4 separate regions of the Homo sapiens genome follow, and regions 1, 2 and 4 are each linked to region 3. The links are chromatin loops, found by intact Hi-C in ENCODE. Cell type or tissue: heart left ventricle. All regions are shown on one strand. Links, peaks and the distances in the headings refer to the core of each region. The heading gives the core; the rest is flanking DNA. Region 1 overlaps LINC02998 (long intergenic non-protein coding RNA 2998). Region 2 has its middle 42 kb from the start of LINC02998. Region 3 has its middle 90 kb from the start of LINC02998. Region 4 has its middle 92 kb from the start of LINC02998.

What was found. Hi-C counts contacts between places; a loop is a spot of excess contacts. Peaks named below come from ENCODE experiments on the same cell type or tissue, not always from the same donor. Only the 100,000 strongest peaks of a DNase experiment are listed, where the experiment ranks them.
Region 1: a loop joins it to region 3, with 4 times the contacts of the local background. A loop is called at or near these places in 13 of 110 quality-filtered maps.
Region 2: a loop joins it to region 3, with 2.0 times the contacts of the local background. A loop is called at or near these places in 10 of 110 quality-filtered maps.
Region 4: a loop joins it to region 3, with 2.3 times the contacts of the local background. A loop is called at or near these places in 33 of 110 quality-filtered maps.

Annotation. Positions count from the first base shown.
Region 1 is chr5:54,716,199-54,721,517 of GRCh38, reverse strand. The region is part of intron 1 of LINC02998 (long intergenic non-protein coding RNA 2998); the gene reads left to right. All of the region lies in intron 2 of LOC105378969 (a long non-coding RNA gene), which reads right to left. Among named protein-coding and RNA genes, the nearest start is that of LINC02998, 25 kb to the left of the region's middle. In heart left ventricle, for the core only: no CTCF peak of the experiment used is centred there; DNase peaks (open chromatin) are centred at 1,977 and 2,747; H3K27ac peaks cover 2,375 bases.
Region 2 is chr5:54,783,210-54,788,528 of GRCh38, reverse strand. No RefSeq gene overlaps it. Among named protein-coding and RNA genes, the nearest start is that of LINC02998, 42 kb to the right of the region's middle. In heart left ventricle, for the core only: no CTCF peak of the experiment used is centred there; DNase peaks (open chromatin) are centred at 2,128 and 2,518; H3K27ac peaks cover 1,327 bases.
Region 3 is chr5:54,832,018-54,837,336 of GRCh38, reverse strand. It overlaps the pseudogene CSPG4BP. Among named protein-coding and RNA genes, the nearest start is that of LINC02998, 90 kb to the right of the region's middle. In heart left ventricle, for the core only: no CTCF peak of the experiment used is centred there; a DNase peak (open chromatin) is centred at 2,756; H3K27ac peaks cover 308 bases.
Region 4 is chr5:54,649,668-54,654,986 of GRCh38, reverse strand. No RefSeq gene overlaps it. Among named protein-coding and RNA genes, the nearest start is that of LINC02998, 92 kb to the left of the region's middle. In heart left ventricle, for the core only: no CTCF peak of the experiment used is centred there; a DNase peak (open chromatin) is centred at 3,126; H3K27ac peaks cover 1,194 bases.

The DNA of each region.
Region 1 (5,319 bases), core at 55-5,054, 120 kb after region 3:
GTAAGGCACTTGCTCAATGTCTTATATATAGTAGGATGTCAATAAATATTTATTGCTCTGAATGGCTAAAACCACATTACCTTAAACTATTCAGGGGCATATGCCTCCTGTTTTTCCTTCTATTTCAAATATGTCACAGGAAGAAAAAAACTGCCTTATCCGGTATAATCTTCCAAGGATTTTATAAAAATTCAAAACACATACTGTATCCAACTCATGAACTCATCAACTTAGCCTGCATCCAAGGATTTTCAGGAGACTGGAAAAAAGGAAACACACTAAAATAGAATATACTTTTTTATGTTTGATGTTTTTCTTCCTTGATTTTTCTGGGAATATTTCTAGATAAAAGAGTATACTTTTCATACATAAGTGTTATATATATATGTTTTGTGTGTGTGTGTGTGTCTGTGTGTTATGAGGTATACTTCATTGAAAAACTGAAGGCCAGGGACTGCTTTTGAAAGCCACAATGTGGCCATGTGGCTCCTTAAGACTTACGACCAGTAATGGAGATGGTGAAGATAAACTCCTTCAGCTTTGGGATCATGATGCCACGGCTTTGTTCTGGCTGGCTGTCCTCTATAGATGTCTACCAGTTCCTATTAGCTGATTACAGAGGTACACATTGGCAAGGCATGTATATGCACACATGTGCAATACAGAGGTCTACCTGGATTCTGCCACCCTGGGCTTCTCATATCCTCATTACTAGAGCCTGGAAGGGCACATTGGAGATCTGGCTCTGGCTTGGATCCCTTAGGACTTCACGTCTTGGTGGCCTATCTCATCTGCAGGGAGAAGACATGGGAGGCTGTGGTGACCACCATTAGGGTCAGCTCGCAGGGTGCTTTCACTACTCTGTCAGTCAATCAGCAGTCAACTAATCTTTATTGAGCACCTACTATATGTAATGCATGAATGGCGCTGCTCTAGGCAGGGGAGATACAAATTCTTCAGATACCTGTGACTCAGCTCTGGCCTCAGAGGAGGTGGGGGGTCCCTCCTTCATCCTTCCCGTCTCATCATGGGTCACAGAGAGTCCCCAGCACTATCTTTCCTGTCTTGTTATAATAGTCTTAGAGTACCTCTTCATTTTACAGCTAAACTAGTAATGATCCTAGGATTACCAAATTTACAACAAAATTCACTCTTGTAATCTAACAGCTTGCCAAAATATGGGTGATTTTTTAGATTTTGAAGTGGAAAAAGGAGGAAGTAGAGATGGGGAGACAACTTACCATTCGTTTTGACAAAGAGGAAAATTAAAATGAAGAGATTCACCCAGGCCCACTGTTTTTTCCATGTCCTTGTGTGAAAGTGTAGAAAGGTTTGATGGGACAGAAAGAACACTCAGATTGGGTGTGCTTACTCATGCCTTCAACAACATTCTATGTGCTGGGCCCTCTGCCAGGGCTTAGAAATATAACAGTCAATAAGACAGGCACAGTGTGTCAGGACACCAGGGTTTTGATTTGACTCTTGCCAAATGAATTTTGTGACCCTGAGAAGACACTTCACTTTTCTTGCTCTCAGTGTCCACATCTGTAAGCTGAGACTGACACTGGAGGTGGCCAACATTCTCTAACTTTTTCCTAGCTCCGCCTGGAACCTCTAGGACCAGGGACACAAACTCTTATCTTGGAAATGGAGGTACTGGTGCCGGTCACTTTTCCATGAAGGGCTGGGGAGATGCCTCTGGGGTCCAGTCCCCTCTAGACAGTGAGCATCCAGATTCCTGAGGATCAAGGGGAGGTGTGATGATCTCCATTGTCCTGGGCCAGGAAATGCCAAACAGGAGTTTCACATTCAGCTCCTTCTCTGGACTACCCTGGGAAGGAGCCCACCTCCTGCTGCTCAGCCCAGCGGGTGCTCTGTGCTGACTCTCACACGGGCTGTCAGCACATTGACTGCATTCCTCTGCATTCTCCCGGCTTCAGGGTTGTCAGCCAATTAAAAGAGCAATTCTGACACTGGATGAAAAGGGAAGGGAGAGCTATGTTTGGTGCAAAGTGTGGGCAGGAGGCACTGCTGGTGCTGGAGGAGTCCAGGCTGGATGCAGAAGCTGCTCCTCCCTCCTGTGGAGGAGGACAGCCCTGCCCAGCCCACCAAGCTCATCCCTGTCCCCACAGCGGACAGCTGGCCCCAACCCCTGGAAGATCCTGCCGCTGTGGTCTGTGCAGAATTTAATTACACCTTTGGGAGGTGTTTTTTGTCCCCCTGCACATCACCAGGAAGAAACTATGACTTGCAAATTCAGGGTTCTTAACCTTTTTTTGTGCCCTTTGGCTGTCTGGTAAAGCCTATGGATCCCCTCTCAGAAGAATGTTTTTAAATGCAAAAATTTAAATACATACATAGAATTATAAAGGACATAAAGGACACCAGTCATATTAAAATCAATAAACAAAATATTTTAGTGATAAAGTGATAGAATCACAGGTACTGCTAATACTACAGTGTTTGCTGCCTATGGTGTTATTTATTGCTGCATAACACAACTTAGCAACTCAAAAATAACAAATATCACACTCAGTTTCTAAGGGTTGGGAATCTAGGAGGGGCTTAGCTGGGCGTTTTTCCTCTGAGTCTCCCATGAGGTTGAAGTCAAGTTGTTGGCCAGGACTCCAGCCATCTGAAGGCGGGAAGATTGACTTCCAACTTCCAAGCTCACTCATGTGGCTGTTGGCTGGTCTCACATTCTCACTGGCTCTTGGCTGGATGCCTTAGTTCCTTGTCACATGTCAAGACATGGCAGCTGGCTTCCCTTAGAGTGAGTGATGGAGAAAAAGAACAAGAGTCCCAGTCAGAAGCTGCACCCTTTCATAACCTAATCTCGGAAGTAACAGCCATCACTCCTCCTGTGCCGTATGTCACAGGACCAATGTGGGGCTCCAAGGGAGGGACTGCACGGGTGTGTGAACATCAGGAGGGGGGTCCCTGGAGCCACATGGGAAGCCAACTATCACACCTACATTCATGACAGAGGGACAGGCTAAATTTTCATTATAGCTTAGTAAAAATAGAGACATAAATTTTTTTCTCATCCAGTTTCCTGGAACCTGAGATCTAGCCACAGACCCCAAGTTAAGAATCCCTGATAGATTGAAAGCATTTTTGTTTCCAGGCAATTTCTAGTCTTTTTATTCATGACTTTTTTTAGCTTTTTTGAGGTACAATAAAAAAATTGAACACATTTAAGGTGTACAATTTGGTGTTTTGATATATGTATGTATTGTGGAATGATAGCCAGAATTTATTGAGGTATAATTAAAACTTGTACACATTTAAGGTATACAACTTGGTGTTTTGATTTACACATGTATTGTAAAATGACAGCCACAGTCAAGCTAACTAACGTATCTTCACCTCACACAATTTACCCATAGTCACATTGACGTATGTTAGATGTCCAGAACTTACTCATCTTGCAAAACTGAAACTTTATACCCTTTGATCAATGTCTCCACATTTCTTCCTCCCCGCCAGCCCCTGGTAACCGTCATTCTACTCTCCACTTCTATGAGTTTGACTATTTTAGATTCTACATATAAGTGAGATCCTGAAATATTTGTCCTTCTGTGTTTGGCTTATTTTACTTAGTATCATATCCTTCAGATTCATCCATGTTGTTGCAAACGGCAGGATCTCCTTCTTTTTTTAGGCTGAATGATATTCTGTTTTGTATATGTATACATATATACCACATTTTTAAAAATCACTTATCTATTGTAGACATTTAGGTTGTTTCTATATCTTGGGTATTGTGAATAATGCTTCATTGCACATTGGAGTATTCATATCTCTTCAGGGTACTGATTTCATTTCCTTTGCATATATACCCAGAAATGAGACTGCTAAGTCATATGGTAGTTTTATTTTTAACTTTTTGGGGAACCTCCATACTGTTTTCCGTAATAGCTATACCAATTTACATTTCCACCAAGAGTGTACAAGGGTTTCCTTTTCACCACATCCTCACCAACACATGCTATCTTTTGTCTTTTTGATAATAGCCGTTCTAACAGGTGAGAGGTAATATTATATTGTGATTTTAATTTGCATTTTCCTGATTATTAGTGATGTTGAGCACCTTTTTATACACCTATCAGCCGTTTGTATATCTTCTCTGATAAATGTCTATGTCCTTTGCCCATTTTTTATTGGGTTGTTTGATTTTGCCATTAAGTTGTTATGAATTCCTTATATATTTTGGATGTTAAACCCTCATCTGATACGTGGTTTGCAAATATTTTCTCCCACTTCGTAGGTTACCTTTCACTTTGTTGATTGTTTCCTTTGCTGTACAGAGGCTTTTTAGTTTGATAGAATCCCATTTTTCTATTTTTGCTTTTGTTGCCTGTGCTTTTTGGGGTTATATCCAAGAAAAATCATTGCCCAAACAAAGATCAAAAAGCTTTTTCCCTATGTTTTATTCTAGTAGTCTTTCTGATTTTAGATCTTACTTTTAAGTCTTTATTTTGAGTTGATTTTTGTATATAGTGTGAGATAAGGGTCCAATTTCATTCTTCTGCATGTGGATATCCAGTTTTCCCAATACCATTTGTTGAAGAGACAATCTTTTCCCCGTTGTGTTTTCTTGGCACCTTTGTGAAAGATCAGTTAATGAGTGTATTTATTTCTGGGCTCTCTATTCTGTTCTATTGGCTTATATGTCTGTTTTATGCCAGTGTCATGCTGTTTTGATTGTTATAGCTTTGTAATATATTTTGAAATCTAGACAGCTGTTGCTTCCAACTTGGCTCTTCTTACTCAACATTGCTTGGACTATTCAGAGGTTTTTGTGATTTCATATAAATTTTAGAATATTTTTTCTATTTCTATAAAGAATGCCTTTGGAATTTTAATAGAAATGTCATTGAATCTGTAGATCACTTTGGGTAGTATGGATATTTTAACAATATTCTTTTGATCCATGAAAACAAGATTTCTTTCTATTTATCTGTGTCTTCTTTAATTTCTTCATCAATGTATTATAATTTTCAGTGTATAAGCTGGCCCTAGGGGAGCGGAGTTACTCAGGTAAAATGCTTTCTATACTTTTCTATATGGCTGTCCTCAGTTTTTGTGCTCCACTGGGTGGCTGTAGCTTCTTAACCTCACTCCGGAGCTCTCCCAGTGCTCTTTCAGTCCCTGGATAATTGCCAAATTGTTGTTTATTTGGTGGGGGAGGAGGGTCAGAGCCTCCTAGTCCACCATCTTGCTGATGTCACTCCTTAGACAATTTCTGTGTCTAAAGAGAAATGCTGTAGGATAATAAATATTACAGACCATCCTCTACTCATCAAAGCTGCAGGG
Region 2 (5,319 bases), core at 105-5,104, 49 kb after region 3:
ATTTATGCAGCCAAAAAACACATGAAAAAATGCTCATCCTCACTGGCCATCAGAGAAATGCAAATCAAAACCACAATGAGATACCATCTCACACCAGTTAGAATGGCGATCATTGAAAAGTCGGGAAACAACAGGTGCTGGAGAGGATGTGGAGAAATAGGAACATTTTCACACTGTTGGTGGGACTGTAAACTAGTTCAACCATTGTGGAAGTCAGTGTGGCGATTCCTCAGGGATCTAGAACTAGAAATACCATTTGACCCAGGCATGCCATTACTGGGCATATACCCAAAGGATTATAAATCATGCTGCTATAAAGACACATGCACACGTATGTATATTGCGGCACTATTCACAATAGAAAAGACTTGGAACCAAGCCAAATGTCCAACAATGATAAACTGGATGAAGAAAATGTGGCACATATACACCATGGAATACTATGCAGCCATAAAAAATGATGAGTTCATGTCCTTTGTAGGGACATGGATGAAACTGGAAACCATCATTCTCAGCAAATTATTGCAAGGACAAAGAACCAAACACCACATGTTCTCACTCATAGGTGGGAATTGAACAATGAGAACACATGAACACAGGAAGGGGAACATCACACACCGGGGACTGTTGTGGGGTGGGGGGAGGGGGGAGGGATAGCAGTAGGAGATATACCTAATGCTAAATGACGAGTTAATGGGTGCAGCACACCAACATGGCACATGTATACATATGTAACAAACCTGCACGTTGTGCACATGTACCCTAAAACTTAAAGTATAACAATAATAAAAGAAAAAAAAAGTCTGGTAGTACGACCCCATGTTAGTGCCTAAAATCAAAATTCTCTTTGAAGAGAGAATGTCTTGCCAATATCAGATGCTCTGTGTTTCTTCATTGAGAAGGGATGTATGCATGTGTGTAATGGTGAAATATTAGGAGGTTCCCTCTGCACCCACATTTGTTTCCATACGAGGAGTGATTTGTTGCTGCTGTTACTTAGCAGAATTGAGGTTCCCTATGGTTTTCTGATTATCTTCTAAGAGTGCAAGCTCAGTGAAGCTTGGACTCCTGAGAATTGATAGCCCCTTAGTGATACTGCAAGGGGTGGGCACCAGAAGAAGGGCAGAAGCCACCACTGCTTTCTCCAATAGGTTGTGGAGTCCTTGGTTAATAGTGAGATATCATCTGTATTCTGCCTTCACAAGCCACAAGCTCATAGAATTGTGTCTTTTGGGCCCAGAAATAACATTGTGGGTCATGCAACCCCTTGTCTTCTACAGATGAGGACATGGAAGTATGAAGGAGCAGAGAGTTTCCCCAGCTAGTCAGTGACAGAAGTGGCTCTGGACCCCTGAGCCTGGACTATCACTCAAGGGCTCTTTGTATTACTCTGCTCTTCTATTTGAAAAATTTCTTGAAACAGTTGCAATATTATGAGTGTATCACAGTGATTATTCCATGTGCTCCTCTAACACTTCCTGGCTTCCTTTGCATTTAAGTTGGAATCATGTGAGTATCCTGCCTTTGCACTATGAGCAGGAGTGGAGTGCATGTGTTCTTCAGGCCAGTGAGTTCAGATTGGTGTTCCTTCTGTACTCTTTATGTGCCCTGAAACAGAGACCTTAGGGACCAGGTGGAACTTATGGTAGAGCTACAAGACAGAGAAAGGCATCCCAACTCATATGAGACTTTAGGTGAACAAAAAATAAACCATTGCTGTTTTAAACCATTGGGACTTCAGGGGTTTGACCTTTATAGCAACTAGGATTCGCTACCCCAGGCCAATGGGCATCTACTTCTGGGCCAACATGCCTGAACAGGACATAACGAACAAAGTTTGGCAATGGCAGCTTGGCATCTGGAAAAAAACAACAGAAATGTGACACTCAGTTCTTGGACACTCCTTTCTCAACTAAAAAGCAGAAGGGCTGAGAGAAGACAAGAGTTTCAAGGTTGAGATGAGAATGGTAGTTGCTGGTTAAGTGTACCTCCCTACTCTTCTTCAGGAAGTCACGTTCCCACGGACACAGAGAAGGCTGGGTCAGGCAGCACTCACGTGTTCTATCTCAGTTCTCTCTCGACTTCCAGGGATGGGTTGTGGCCACATGCCTTTTCAGCCTGAGCCCAGCTGCATGACCCCTCCTTGCAAGAGTGCTAGGAACTGATAAGAGGAACTGACCCAATGCCACTTCTCTATGAAACCTCTGCTCCAGGCCCCACTTCATGTTCCCACCTGCCATAGGCCTGGAGGACCATGGGCCTGGTTCTGAACTGAGAACTTATACCACTTTCCCCTGATGGGTACAGCTGTGGCTCTAGACAGAAGCCTGAAAAAAGACAGAGGAAAGGCAGGGCATCCTCTCTACTGGGCTGTTGATTTTGTGGCTGTCACTGGGTGACTTTTGGCTCTGGGACCTCAAATTAATATGTGGATTGCTCTCCCCAGTGCTGAATTCTAGCCAGCTGGCTTTGTCCTTGCATTTCCTGGCACTGAGCCTGGCATGCCTACAGCAGCATGGCCCACTGATGGAGGGCTGGGTTGTCTGTGCCTTGCCTCTTCCGCTGCTGATGTCCTGTTTCAGAGAGACTCCCTGGTGGACATTCAGTGACACACATCCCGGTGTCAGCAGGTTCAAGGCCCAACTCTCACAGCCACACTTAACATGGCTTGAGATAAGGCTGGCTGTTTACGGTTGTGCTTAGTGGTTTCATTTCATGCAGACGTGGCAGAAGACAGGCTGTGATACAGCTGGAGGGGGCAGTCGGTGGTAGCTGATGATGTAGATAATGGGAGAAATTCTGATAAAGGGGCTGACCTTTTCCATTTTCACTAGTAATGACAGTCTTTGCTGCGTTCTGCAAGTATCAAAATGCAGGATGAGATTAGCAAATACAGTAAAGCCCAGCGATTTATGTGTAAAACCAAGGCAATATTGTGACAAATACTTGGTTTTCTTGACATTTCTCTTTTTAAAAAATCTAATGTATCTTAGTTACAAAATTAAAGCATAGAAAGAATAAGGTATTTTCTAATCCTAAGTCTCTCTAACAGATGAATTAACAGTTTGACATATGTTTTTCTATATCTTAATGCTTACCTATATCCATATATTTTTTAAAATGTGAGTGGGATCATACTATATATATGTGTATATGTGTATATATATGGTGTATATATGTATGTATATATATGGTATATATATGTATATATGGTATATATATATGTATGTATATATGGTATATATGTATGTGTATATATAGGTATATATATGTATGTGTATATATAGTGTATATATGTATATATTGGTCTGTAACTTCCATTTTTATTGTATTTTAATGTATTTGGACATTTTCCATGTCAATAGGATCTGCTTTATCTTTAAAAAAACCTACACAAGGTTTAACTCTGACGATGGCCCATGACTTATTTCTTAGTTCTTCATTGATAGTGTATTTTGTTCATTTTTTATTATGATAAATGCTACAATAAGCATCATTATACAGTATATTTTTTGCTAGGTGTGTTGGTGGTATAGTGGTAAGCATAGCTGCCTTCCAGTATATCTTTGTATATCTGTCTTATAATTTCTTTAGGCTTAATAACTAGAATTAGAAATATTAGCTTGAAGCATATGTAAAGTTACATTTTCAACTTGTGAGCAGATTACCTTCCAGAAATGTTGTAAGAATTTATATTCCTACCAACTAGTAGGAGAGTGTTTGTTTTGCCACACCCTTATTACTGAGTAATACCATTCCTATTACTTTCGTAGGTTAAAATAAATTTTGCTCTTCAAAATTTGTATTTTTTTAAAATTTAGCTTTTTTTTAAAAAAAACTCAGGGGTATATGTGCATGTTTGTTATATAGGTCAATTTGTGTCATAGAGGTTTGTTGTACAGAATAATTTGTCACCCAGGTGTTAAGCCTAGTACCCAATAGTTATAATATTTTTATTGATTCTCTTCCTCCTTCCACGCCTCCACCTTCTGATAGGCCCCAGTGTGTGTTGTTCCCCTCTATGTGTCCATGAGTTCTCATCATTTAGCTTCCACTTATAAGTGAGAACATGCAGTATTTGGTTTTCAATTCCTGCATTAGTTTGCTAAGGATAATAGCCTCCAGCTCCATCCATGTTCCTGCAAAGGACATGATCTCATTATTTTTTATGGCTGCATAGTATTCCATGGTATATATGTATGACATTTTCTTTATCCAGTCTATCGTTAATGGGCATTTAGGTTGATTCCATGTCGTTGCTATTGTGAATAGTGCTGCAATGAACATATGCATGCATGTGACTTTATAACAGAATGATTTATATTTTTGGGGGTAAAAACCCAGTAATGGGATTGCTGGGTCAAATGGTATTTCTGTTTATAGGTCTTTGGAGGAATCGCCATACTGTCTTCCACAGTCATTGAACTAATTTACACTTCCACCAGCAGTGTATAAGCATTCCTTTTTCTCCACAACCTCATCAGCATCTGTTAGTTTTTGACTTTTTTAAACTTAATTATTATTATTTAAAAAATTTTTATTTAGGTTTAGGGGTATATGTGAAGGTTTGTTACAAACACATGTCATGGGAGTTTGTTGTACATATTGTTACGTCACCCACATATAAGCTCGGTACCCAATAGTTACCTTTTCTGCTCCTTTCCCTCCTCCCACTCTCCCCCCTCAAGTAGAACCCAGTGTTTGTTTTTTCCCTCTTTGCATTCACAAGTTCTTATCATTTAGTTCCCACTTGTAAGTGAATACATGTGGTATTTGGTTTTCTGTTCCTGCATTAGTTTGCTGCATTGATAGCCTCCAGCTACATCCATGTCCCTGCAAAAGACATGACTTCATTCTTTTTTATGGCTACATAATATTTCATAGTGTATATGCACCACATTTCCTTTATCCAGTCTGTCATTGATGGGCATTTAGATTGATTCCATGTCTTTACTAGTGTGAACAGTGCTGCAGTGAGCATTTTTGTGCATGTGTCTTTATGGTAGAATGCTTTATATTCCTGTGGGTATATACCCAGTAATGGGATTGCTGGGTTGAATGGTAGTTCTGCTTTTAGCTCTTTGAGGAAATGCCATACTGCTTTCCACAATGGTTGAACTAATTTACATTCCCACCAATAGTGTAAAAGTATTCTCTTTTCTCCACAACCTTGCCAGCATCTGTTATTTTTTTACTTTTTAGTAATAGTCATTCTGTTTGGTGCCCCATAGTCATGATGGTACCTCATCATGGTTTTGATTTGCATTTCTTTAATAATCAGTGATATTGAGCTTTTTTTTATATGTTTTTTGGCCACAT
Region 3 (5,319 bases), core at 170-5,169:
ACTGAAGAATTTTGACATGCACAACCAGGAAAATATGTATAGCAATTTAATAAGCAGCGATTATGTAGAAATTCTGTGTTTTACTCTCCTTCGTTAGGGAAATATTGCAACCTGGCATTAGTCAACAAATTTTTTTTGACTCACATTTATCCCCTACTAGTCAGACTTCCTCTACCAGCTTGTCCAACTTTGGCTATTTCTCTTTTGCTTCCTTCTTGCACCCAGCCTTAAAAAGTGGCCCTAGCTTGAGACTCACAGAATTTGCATGGTAAGCCAAAATAATTACTATAATACTTAGTATGGTGAATGTTTTGAGGTTAACCGTGACTTCTATGCCCTGACAAATTTGAAAATTATCTGTCAAGTTGCTTATTTTAAAGTAGAAGGATTATAGTTCTAAATGAACATTTTTTTATGAACTAAGAAAAAAATTTACCCGAAGTGTATTTTCGTTTTGTTATATTTTATACGTATATAAATTGAAACACATTCTATTTCTTCCTGTAAACTTTACTCCCCAGAAAGGAGTTTTATAACCAGTTTTTCACCTTGAATGCTGCCATTGATTTTGTTTGTTTATCTTTGGTGGTGGTGTGTTGGAATATACTGTGGCTTTAGGACCTAGTTTTTCTACTTATCCAAATTGTACTTGGCTTTTTTAAAAAAAAGTACTGGGGAGGGATTGACCTTGAGAGTTTTGTTTAGAATGGTCTAGAATACAGGCTTACATAGACCCAGAGTTAAGCAGCCCTTCAGGCAAGGGTCTTCCTGGAAAAGTCTGTGACTTCAATCTCTGGTCATGAGATAGAAGGAGCTACATCTCACCACCAGCTGTCTGTCGTCCATGGCAAGAACTGAAGGAGAAAAGAAAGGAGAGGGACTCACAGTGTGTTACTAAAGGGTTTAGAGCAGGGATTTGTAAACCTTTTAGTCAGTGGCTCTTGAAACACTGAATTGTATATTGTAAGATTTAGTGGGAGGTAACCAAGAACTATGAGAAAAGATTGTCAATCCTCAAGGAAGTAATTAAAGGCCTATTAATTGGTGAAATGAGAGCTCTACACTCAGGAGTACACTAACCATGTAAAACATATAGTAAGTGTCCAGTGAGTGGTACAGAATGGGTAAGCTGCAGGAATTCGGAGGAGGGAAATTTCCCCTAGACTGCAAGGGTCAAAGGGAGCTTGTTGGCCAAGACAAGCCTCGAGCTGCCCCTTCAGAATGAACAGCATTTTGGTGGGTGGTGTCGAGGAGGGGAGGGCACTCCAGGGACGACAGCAAGACTATGAAGTGAAGACCCAGGGAAGGAAGGATAGGTTTGGAAGGTGGGGAGGAGAATAAGTCAGATTTCTTGAATGGTTAATCACATTGTTTCCTGACTCAGATATCATTTCCCCCATTGAGTTCTAAGTAGAAGAGTATAGATGAGATAGCGTCAACTTAAAAATAAATACTCACTTCTGAGTCAGCGAGACTTACACTTGACCCTCAAGGAATTTGCTTAACTGTGCTAAGCCTTATCATCCCTTCTTAGTGATGAGGAAACAAATGCATACTTCTTAGGGTTATGATATCTAAAAGAGAGGGTAGGGCTGTGTCTTGTTAGATCTCTGCTTCTCATTGTAGGGCCTTTCACATATTAGGTACCTGATAGTGTTTACTGAAGAAATATCTAAGGCTTCCAAGCCTAGTGCCCATGAAAACCTGGCTATGGTTTTTCTTGAAACAAACATGCTGGGATACAAGGATTTTGAGAAATCCTGTGTTTATAAGGAGAATAAAACAGATTTCTTTACTCCATGACTTCTCAGAGACTTCAGAATATAGATTTGCTTTTTCAAATCTCCATAAAGGGCATACAGAGTGAAGTCTTGCCAAACAGATGTGGTTTCAGAGCCTCTTATGACCATACCCTTTATTAGGCAGTTATTCTATGGATATAGATTTAGGTAGGACCTTAGAGAAATTATTTCCAAATTAAATGCCTGGAGCTCACTGATGAAAATATGAACTGCTTGGATGAAATGCAGTGGGCAGGAGGGAAATGATGCTTGTCTTTCAGAGAGTTGGGCTGGGTCATAAGAGAGGCTTGTCAGGCAATTGCAACCAGGGGTGAGCACTAGCTTACTGAACATGTTCAGAGTGACTGCTGAGTAGGAATTAAACCTAGATACCCTTCTGGCTTAGGTAGCTGGAGAAGAGGTTGAAGATTGAGGTATTATGGCTGAGAAAAAAGCACTCTTGGCCTGGGACAACTCTGGTGGCTCCTCTACTCCAAAAGGCTGAGATAAATGAAATAATATGTATTTTAAAAAGAGTCCTACCTGCCAAAGGCAACTCTGGACATGATGGAACAAGTGAATTATAAATCAGTGCCCTTTATAAGAAAAAAGGCACAGTGGGGAAAGGTTTCTAAGAAAAACTGAAGATGGACAAGTTGGATGTTGGGGTGGCCAGAGACCACACACATTAGAGACATAATCCATCTGATAGGAAGGGGCATTCTACTTTGACAGGTGACAAAGGAAGGTCCCCAGTATGGCTTTATTAGCATAGACTGAGGGCACAGAAACACTGCTCTTAGTCTCGCTGGAGTGACCTCTGATTCTAGCCTCCCAGCTCCAGAAGCCAGAGGTTGGCAATGACTGCAAAAAATGTCAGCAGCAAGAAGTGAAAGGAATGCGGGTGGCAGTTACCAGCATCATATGAGCATGTTGTGTAATAAACAAACGTGTGCCAAGACAGTCCTGAACTTGGCGCGGAGCTGTGTTCCTGGGCTGACTTGCCCAGGCACTCTTACCTTCACCCCCAAGGAGACCCAGGACCGAGTGTCCATCCCAAAGTTCTCAGACACTATAAATGGAGCCTCCAAATTGAAGGCTTAGGACAATCCTTGCAAGTTTGGAAATCTTGCAGATACAATGCTGGTGTCTCCTTGGACTTAGCCAGTGCCTAGTGTAGTTTGAGTACTATGGTTGATGGCCCTTGCTCTCTAAGACTACAATGGCTGAGCAAGGAAAGCAAAACAGGATGTCATTCAGGAAGCTTAGTTATTGTTAGATAGTTAACTCAACTTCATAAACAATTTATAAAGTGCCTTTTCAGAGGGCTATCCTGCGAAGGCCTAATGCTAAAACCTTTAGCAAAGGCTCAAACAAACGAGATGAGAGAAGATTCTGGGCTGGAAGAACCACGTGAGTCAATTTCAGACCTGCCATCCTGTAAGGTTAGAGATGTTCCCCAAATCATTGCAAAGTAAAGGGATATGTACTCCAACTCTGTGCTCCTCTAAATGTGGTCCACGGGCCTTCCAGTCTGTGAACCAATAAGAACCGAAAGCAACAGGAAGTGTTTAGAAATTTGTATAGCAAGTTGATGTTGCTGTAACATTTTTATTGTATTTTATAAAATTATTTGTCCATGGTGAATTAGGTAACACTGATCCTTTACCACAGAGCATTTGAACGTTCCCAAGCCTCTCTGGCTCTAACTTGAGTGTCCCCAAGTCTCTCTGGCCTTTGGTTACTAATGAGGTCACAGCACACAAAGCCATGTGTCACTGGTTCTTCCCCCCATGGCATTCACATGTGCCCTTCCCTCCCCACAATGTCCATGCATTTGTCAGGGTCCCCAGGAGATGTCTCACGTTTGTTCAAGAGCCACCGTCTGCCCCTAGATATCAGCAGATGGGCACTCCATTGAGCACCTACAGCTGCCATCAGGCCAGGACCCCTCTACCCATCCTCCAAGGGGAGAGTGCTATCTCCTGTGTTCTCGGCACTACACAGTTTGCTTTCCCTTTCATGTACTGGGAGCTGAGCCTGGGGCCACATAGCCAGGCATTGCCTTCTTTCTCTAGGGATCAGACACCTAGGCCTGGGCTGGGGGTAATAAGCCTGTTTCATCTGGGGCCCTAGTAGCAAATTATGTCCACAGATAGATGCCTCAGGGATCACTAGAATCTTATAGCCCAGTTTCAAGTTAGAGCTAGCCAGTGCCCCCTATTACAACCAAGTTATAACCAAGTGTTTTCCAGAGAGTTTTCAGGGATCTATACAGATTATTTTGTTAACTGGCAGCTTTTCTGTGCTTTATACTCATATACATGTTTTAATCTTCACTTAGGTTCTGTGAAGCCCCTTTCATCTCATGACCTGAAAGCTGTGACCAATGATGTGGACAGTGCGGGAAACAGAACTATAACTTTTCCAGTGGTAAGTTCCCCTAGACTCAGGAGGTTGGTGAGACTGAACTCTGACAGCAGCACAGAGGAAGTTTCTGTTTTTACCCAATATCTGGTGAGTCCTGACGTCTGTGCTGCTGAGCCGGGCTGAGCATCTCTGCGAGGCGGGCCTCTCATTTGTCTGCATCCTGTTAAACCAAGCAGGTGTGACCCTTTGCCCAGGCAATTACTCATTTCAGCTGTGCAGGTTTTAAAACTGGACAATCTGTAGGGAGCATACAAGACATAATGGTTAGAAAACACCGAGAAAATTTAAACTGTGTATTTAATAAATAAAAAGGGATCCCTTTATCACTGAAGAGTGACTTAAAATCCAAAGCATAGTTGCAGGAATAAGTCCTGCAGGATATAAGTGTTTGCGTTTATATTTAATATGTAATATCATATACATTATTTAATATATTATAAGTGTGTCTTTATAAATATGTGTGTGTATAATCTGTACTTGAAGCCATTTGTTTTAAACTTCACTGGTGCTTACCACTACTACCACCACATACTTTCTTATTTAACTGGCTAAGCCTTCAAACTTTTTTTTTTTTTGCATTCTAGCCAGGAATCTGACTGACCAGACATGTTTACTTACATGTGATTTTATTTTCTAAAAATCTATGTTTCCAAATAGTCTTCTTGAATACAACTCTTTCACTTGTTTGCCATTCAACTTTCTTTTTCCATTCTGAAACAGTATATACATGCATCTGAGAGCTGATTTGGCTATAGCTTTACACAACTAAGGAATAAAAAAATCCAAAGTTAAGCTTAGAGGAAATAGCAAGTGTAAACCATATGTCTGCCATTAACCTTTGAGCCATTTCTCTCCAGTATGATGTGGCAAAGTTGAATGTGGCTTTTGCTTTGCAATTGCCTTTGTCTGGGATGCATTTAAGAGAACTGGTCATGACTAGTTAAAGCTCTGAATGTGATGCCGAAAAGGGAGGTATGAATTCTCTAGCTCACAGATGCACCCAGAAGAGGAAAAAAAGGATTAGAATTAAAACTCCATTGTTCGGGGGAGCTGAAATGTTCCCAAGGACATCAAAACATGTCCAGGGTCAGTTTGCATTTAGAATACT
Region 4 (5,319 bases), core at 196-5,195, 180 kb after region 3:
TATAGGTGAGAAAAACTGAGGCTCTGCAGTCCAGTGACCTACTTGGCAGAGGCCTACCACCTACTAAATAGCGGTTCTGGTATGCAAACTCAAGTTGCTAACAACTCTGTGTTTCCACCCAGTAGTAGAAATAATACAGACATTTCTGAATAAAAACAGTACTAGGTCTTCCACTCAGTGTTATTTATCAGAATAAGAACACATCTATTCAACAATATGTAATGGGTACCTACTATGAAGAAATGTTTCAAAAAAAAATCTTTGATTGGGTGCCCATTTCCTAGTTAAGGCTGAAAGTCAGTTAATAGTTTTTTGATCTCTGTTCTGGGAAAAATATAAAATCCACAAAATGAGAATACAAGTAAGCTACACAAAAATCTCTGTGCCTCTTTCTTAAAAGATAAATTTCATATGAAGTGGACAAATAATGTACCAGCTTGATACTTAACAGTAAAATTAAAGAAATGAGAGGAGTTTACTACATGGAAGAAATGTCATTAATACATACAATGTGAGTTCATGATTGAATTTCATCACCACCAGTCATTTCTGCACTAGGAGAGGTTATAAAAGTGGTTAGCTACTTCCTACATTTTGAAATAATCACATAGTTGTAAGAAAAAGCCTCTGTGACCATCCCCTCAAGTGTAGGAGAGTGAGGAGTGTCTGGATCAGCTCAGGTATCTGGGGGTAAAAGATGAGCTTTTACAAGCAGAACAAAGAAACCAGCATAATTAATATTTGAACATTGTTTATTTTTATATGGAGAAGACTGAAAAAAGGAAGCATAGTTACCCCTTGACCTGACTCTTGTTACCCTGTGACAACAGAAATTGTTCAAGAAGCTGCCAGCAATCCAGAGTAACTAGAGGGGAAAGGAGGATGTAGGGGATTGTGGTGTATACTTTGGTTATAAGCAACAGAAATCCAACCCCATTTGACTTAGGCAAAAAGCGGGCTTTATTGGTGGTGGAATCAATGAAAGGGTAGGAACAACTATGTTGCAAGGAAAGCAGGGATGCAACGGACTTCAGGAGTGACTGAACCAGTACCTGGAACATACTAAGCCTTCAATAAATAATGTTAAATTAAAGAATGAACTAGAGATTGGAATGAAGCTAAGACTGTCTTTGTCTGGCTTCATCCTTCTCACAGATTCATCTTCCCTGCTTGGGATAATATATGGCCACTGACTGCTTATGAGGCTTACATCCTATGACTTCTGCTGCCAGAGAGGACTAATGTCAAGCACTCTCGGTTCCAGGTGGAAAAATCCCAGGAAAAGACTGATTGGGCCAGCTGGGGTCAGGTTCTTTGCCTCCAGGCCAATTAGCTGTGGCCAGCATGGCAAGGTCACATAGTTCCTACAATGGTCATGTGAATTTCAGTGGGATGTGGGGGCAGGCTTGGGAAGTAGGGAAGGAGGAATCTGGGTAAATTAGGGTGCTGTCTTCAGCCTGAAAAGAGGGATGGTACTAGAGATAGCCCTTAGGAAACATATTACTGTATCTCTGTATTAGTTTGCTAGGGCTACCATCACAAAGTACCACAAAGTAGGTGGCTTACACAACAGAATTTATTTCCTCACAGTTCTGGAGGTGAGAAGTCCAAAAAGAAGGTATCAGCAGAGGTGATTTCTTCTGAGTCTTCTCTCCTTGGTGTCTTCTTGTCTTCACATGGTTTTGTCTCTGTGCCTGTCTATATCCTACGGACACCAGTCATGTTGAATTAGGTTCTACCCTAATGATCTCACCTTAACTTAGTTGCCTCTTTAAAGACCTTATCTTTAAATATAATTACATTTTGAGACACTGGGGGTTGAGACTTTAACATATAAATTTAGGACAAGGGGTGGGATGGGGGGAACACAAGTTAGCCCATAACAGTCTCCAATAAGAATATTGTTAAAGATGTTTATTACATAGTGTCTTCTTTAAGTTCTTCTTGATGTGAGTATCAGAAAGAGTTGTGTGGCTTCTTTTTAGATGATTGGAACTATAGTTTGCCCAAATGATCGTGTTTTTCCTTTATTACTGGCTTTTCTGAGCCCCATTTGCTGATGTGCAACCCATTTGGAGCAAGTATATAGGACTTCATGGTATGAATTTCTGTGAAGTCCTATTTTACAGCTATATTTTATGTTACTAACTTGGGTTTCCTTTTTCCTTTCTCACACATTTGTAATTTGTCTTACCTTGTTGTATGGCATAAGTATCTGTATATTTTGTGCATACCATTTATGGCAGCAGTCCGCAACCTTTTTGGCACCAGGGACTGGTTTTGTGGAAGACAATTTTGCTACAAATGTGGGGGGAGGTTTTGGATGATTCAAGCATGTTACACTTACTGTACACTTTATTTCTATCATTATTACTTATTCACCATAATGTAGAATCAGTGGGAGCCCTGAGCTTATTTTCCTATAACTAGATGGTCCCATCTGGGGGTGATAAGAGATAGTAACAGATCATCAGGCATTAGATTCTTATAAGGAGCATGCAACCCGGATCCCTCACATGTGCAGTTCACAATAGGGTTCACGGTCCCATGAGAATCTAATGCCACTGACCAGACAGGAGGCAGAGCTCAGCCAGTAATGCTCACTCACCCACCACTCACCTCCTGCTGTGCAGCCGGGTTCCTAGCAGGCCATGGATCCTCAATGGTCCATGGCCTGGGGGTTGGGGACCCCTCCTTTATGGAATAAAGTGAAATATTAATACCTAGATAAATAAGCTCTAATTCATCAACTGTAGTTACATAAGCAGAACATTATCAAGAAAAAGCAGAGAAAACTTCCATGCTAATAATAAATGTCCTTTGTAATAAGTCACCTCAGATCTTTTTTTGGAAGGAAACAGAACCTATAAAAGACTATATAAATCAGGAAAAAACAAGATGTGTCACAAAACATTTTTTAAAAATCTAACAGTAACTAGGCAAATTGGTGCTTAAATTAACACAAACTGGTAAAAATAAGCATCCCTAAATTGATTTTTCCATATATTTTCCTCAAGGTAGACAAAGTGTAGAAGGAGTCGGATCGTTGCCAGACTGAAAGCATTTTTCTGAGCTCCATCAACTTCTATTAATGGGCAGTGACGCCACTCTGGCCCCAAGCCAGCCACCCATCACACTTCGATTTGTTCGACAGGCTGGCTGGAGGCAGGCATTGCATCAGAAACCTGGCACCATAAACAGCACTGGTTTAAGTAAAGCACCTCCAGAGAGAACTGACTTCTTGTGCCATCAGCAGAGAGCACAGGGCTTCCTCCCAGGGGGCTGCTTGGTGTTGAAGGGCAAACTGACTGGACCCCAAGAAGCAGCACCTCCTAGGGTCTCCGTGGAGCCTCTAAATCACTGCCCCCCAATCCCCACACTGTGAACAGCTAAAGTAGAAATTAACCCAAACAGCCTGGGAACTGTTGGTTCTATTTCATTTGGTTAATGTGGTGGTCCTCCCAAATGTATTTTCAAAGGTACATGGGCTTTTTCTGAATTCTCTGCTTCATAGGCTGTCCCAAATTACATTCAGTGGTGTCTTGGCATGAATTCCAAAATGGCAGTTTAAAGGGAATCCAGCAAGTGACCACAGTGCTCCAAAGGGTGATAGAGGTATCAGTGCTCCTAATGGGGACATGTGTGCTGTGGTATCCTTTCCCAACTAAGTTGGAGCATGGGAGATAAAGATAGGAAGGCGAGGGGAGGAAAGGGTTTGAAATATCATACAGGCTTCCTAGACCTGAAAAACTCACAAATAGATGAAGTGGAGCATGTAACCCAAGACCACAAGGACTTGTAAAGGCAGAATAAAATATCCCTCCAACAGGCTCATGCAACGCAAACAAGACATTAGGGAAAAACTGAGGACATCTGAAGAAAGCATAGACTTTTGTTAACAATAATGTGTCAATATTGGTTCACTAATTATTACAAATGTACCATCCTATTGTAAAATGTTATTAATAGGGGAAATAGAGTGCAGTAGAGAGAAATTTTATGTACTATTTTTAAAATAATTCTTTAAATCTAAAACTGTTCCCAATTAAAAAGTATTTCTAATATACAGGTACACATACATACACTTCCAATATATTTGCTTTAAAATAATCCAGGAGGCAAGAGGAGATATTGGTGGGGGCATTGTCAGAGGAAACAAGATTAACTATGACTTACTAATGATTAGAACTGGGTGACGGATACATTACATTATCCCTTCTACTTTCATACATATTTGAAATTCTCCATAATAAAAATTTCAAAAATATATGCTCCCATTAAGTTGTGAACTGAAAAGATAAGTATATAGCATACATTTACGATATATATATACACATCTCTTACAAAAACCACTTTATGTATACATACACTTAGATATATACATATACTTAGACATATACAGCCAGCTCTTTCATATCTGCAAGTTTCACATCTGTGGATTCAACCAACTATGGATCAAAAATATTCAGAAAAATATACAAAACAATTAAAAATACAATACAAATAATGCAAATAAAAACAATACAGTATAACAACTAGCTACAAATCATTTATATTTTATTAGGTATTATAAGTAATCTAGAGACGATAAAAGTATATAGGAGAATGTGTGTAAATTATATGCAAATACTACACCATTTTATACCAGAGAGACTTGAGCATCCTCAGATTTTGGTATCCATAGGAGTCCTGAAATCAATCCCCCAAGGATATTGGGATGACTGTATGATATTCTGTATATTCATATATGTATATACCAATTTATATATCATATAAACCATTTATATATACATATATGTGTGTGTGTGTATATATATACACACACACACACACACACACACACACCCCTATAAAATAGCAAACAGTAAGAAGAGCTTTAGTCCAGGCTACTTTTTTGCTATGTGAGTGTATGCATACTTTGCAGCCAAAGAGTAGTGTCTTTATCGGTGCTACAGACTGTGGACTTTTCGTTTTGCATGACACACCAATCGTATTAGCCTGTGTCAAAGAATATGCTTCAGTGGCTTTCTTTTGATTGGGATGTTAGGCCAAGTCCCAGCACCATCTTCCCCCTAGAATCAATGGCACACACTGGGTTCTTCAGTGTGATGAAGTGTGACCCCGATGGGGTCAGAGCCAGTGGAGCCATAGCTTTGGAAGGACATTTTTCTCTGTGGTGTTAAAGCAGGCTGCTCCAGTTCTGGGTTTGATCTGAGTGAAAACTCTTTAGCCACCTACGATGTGAAGCTGGGACTGATAAGCTCCCCTGCACTTTGCCTGCCACACTCCTCACAGCTGATAGAGCAGTGCCATCAACAG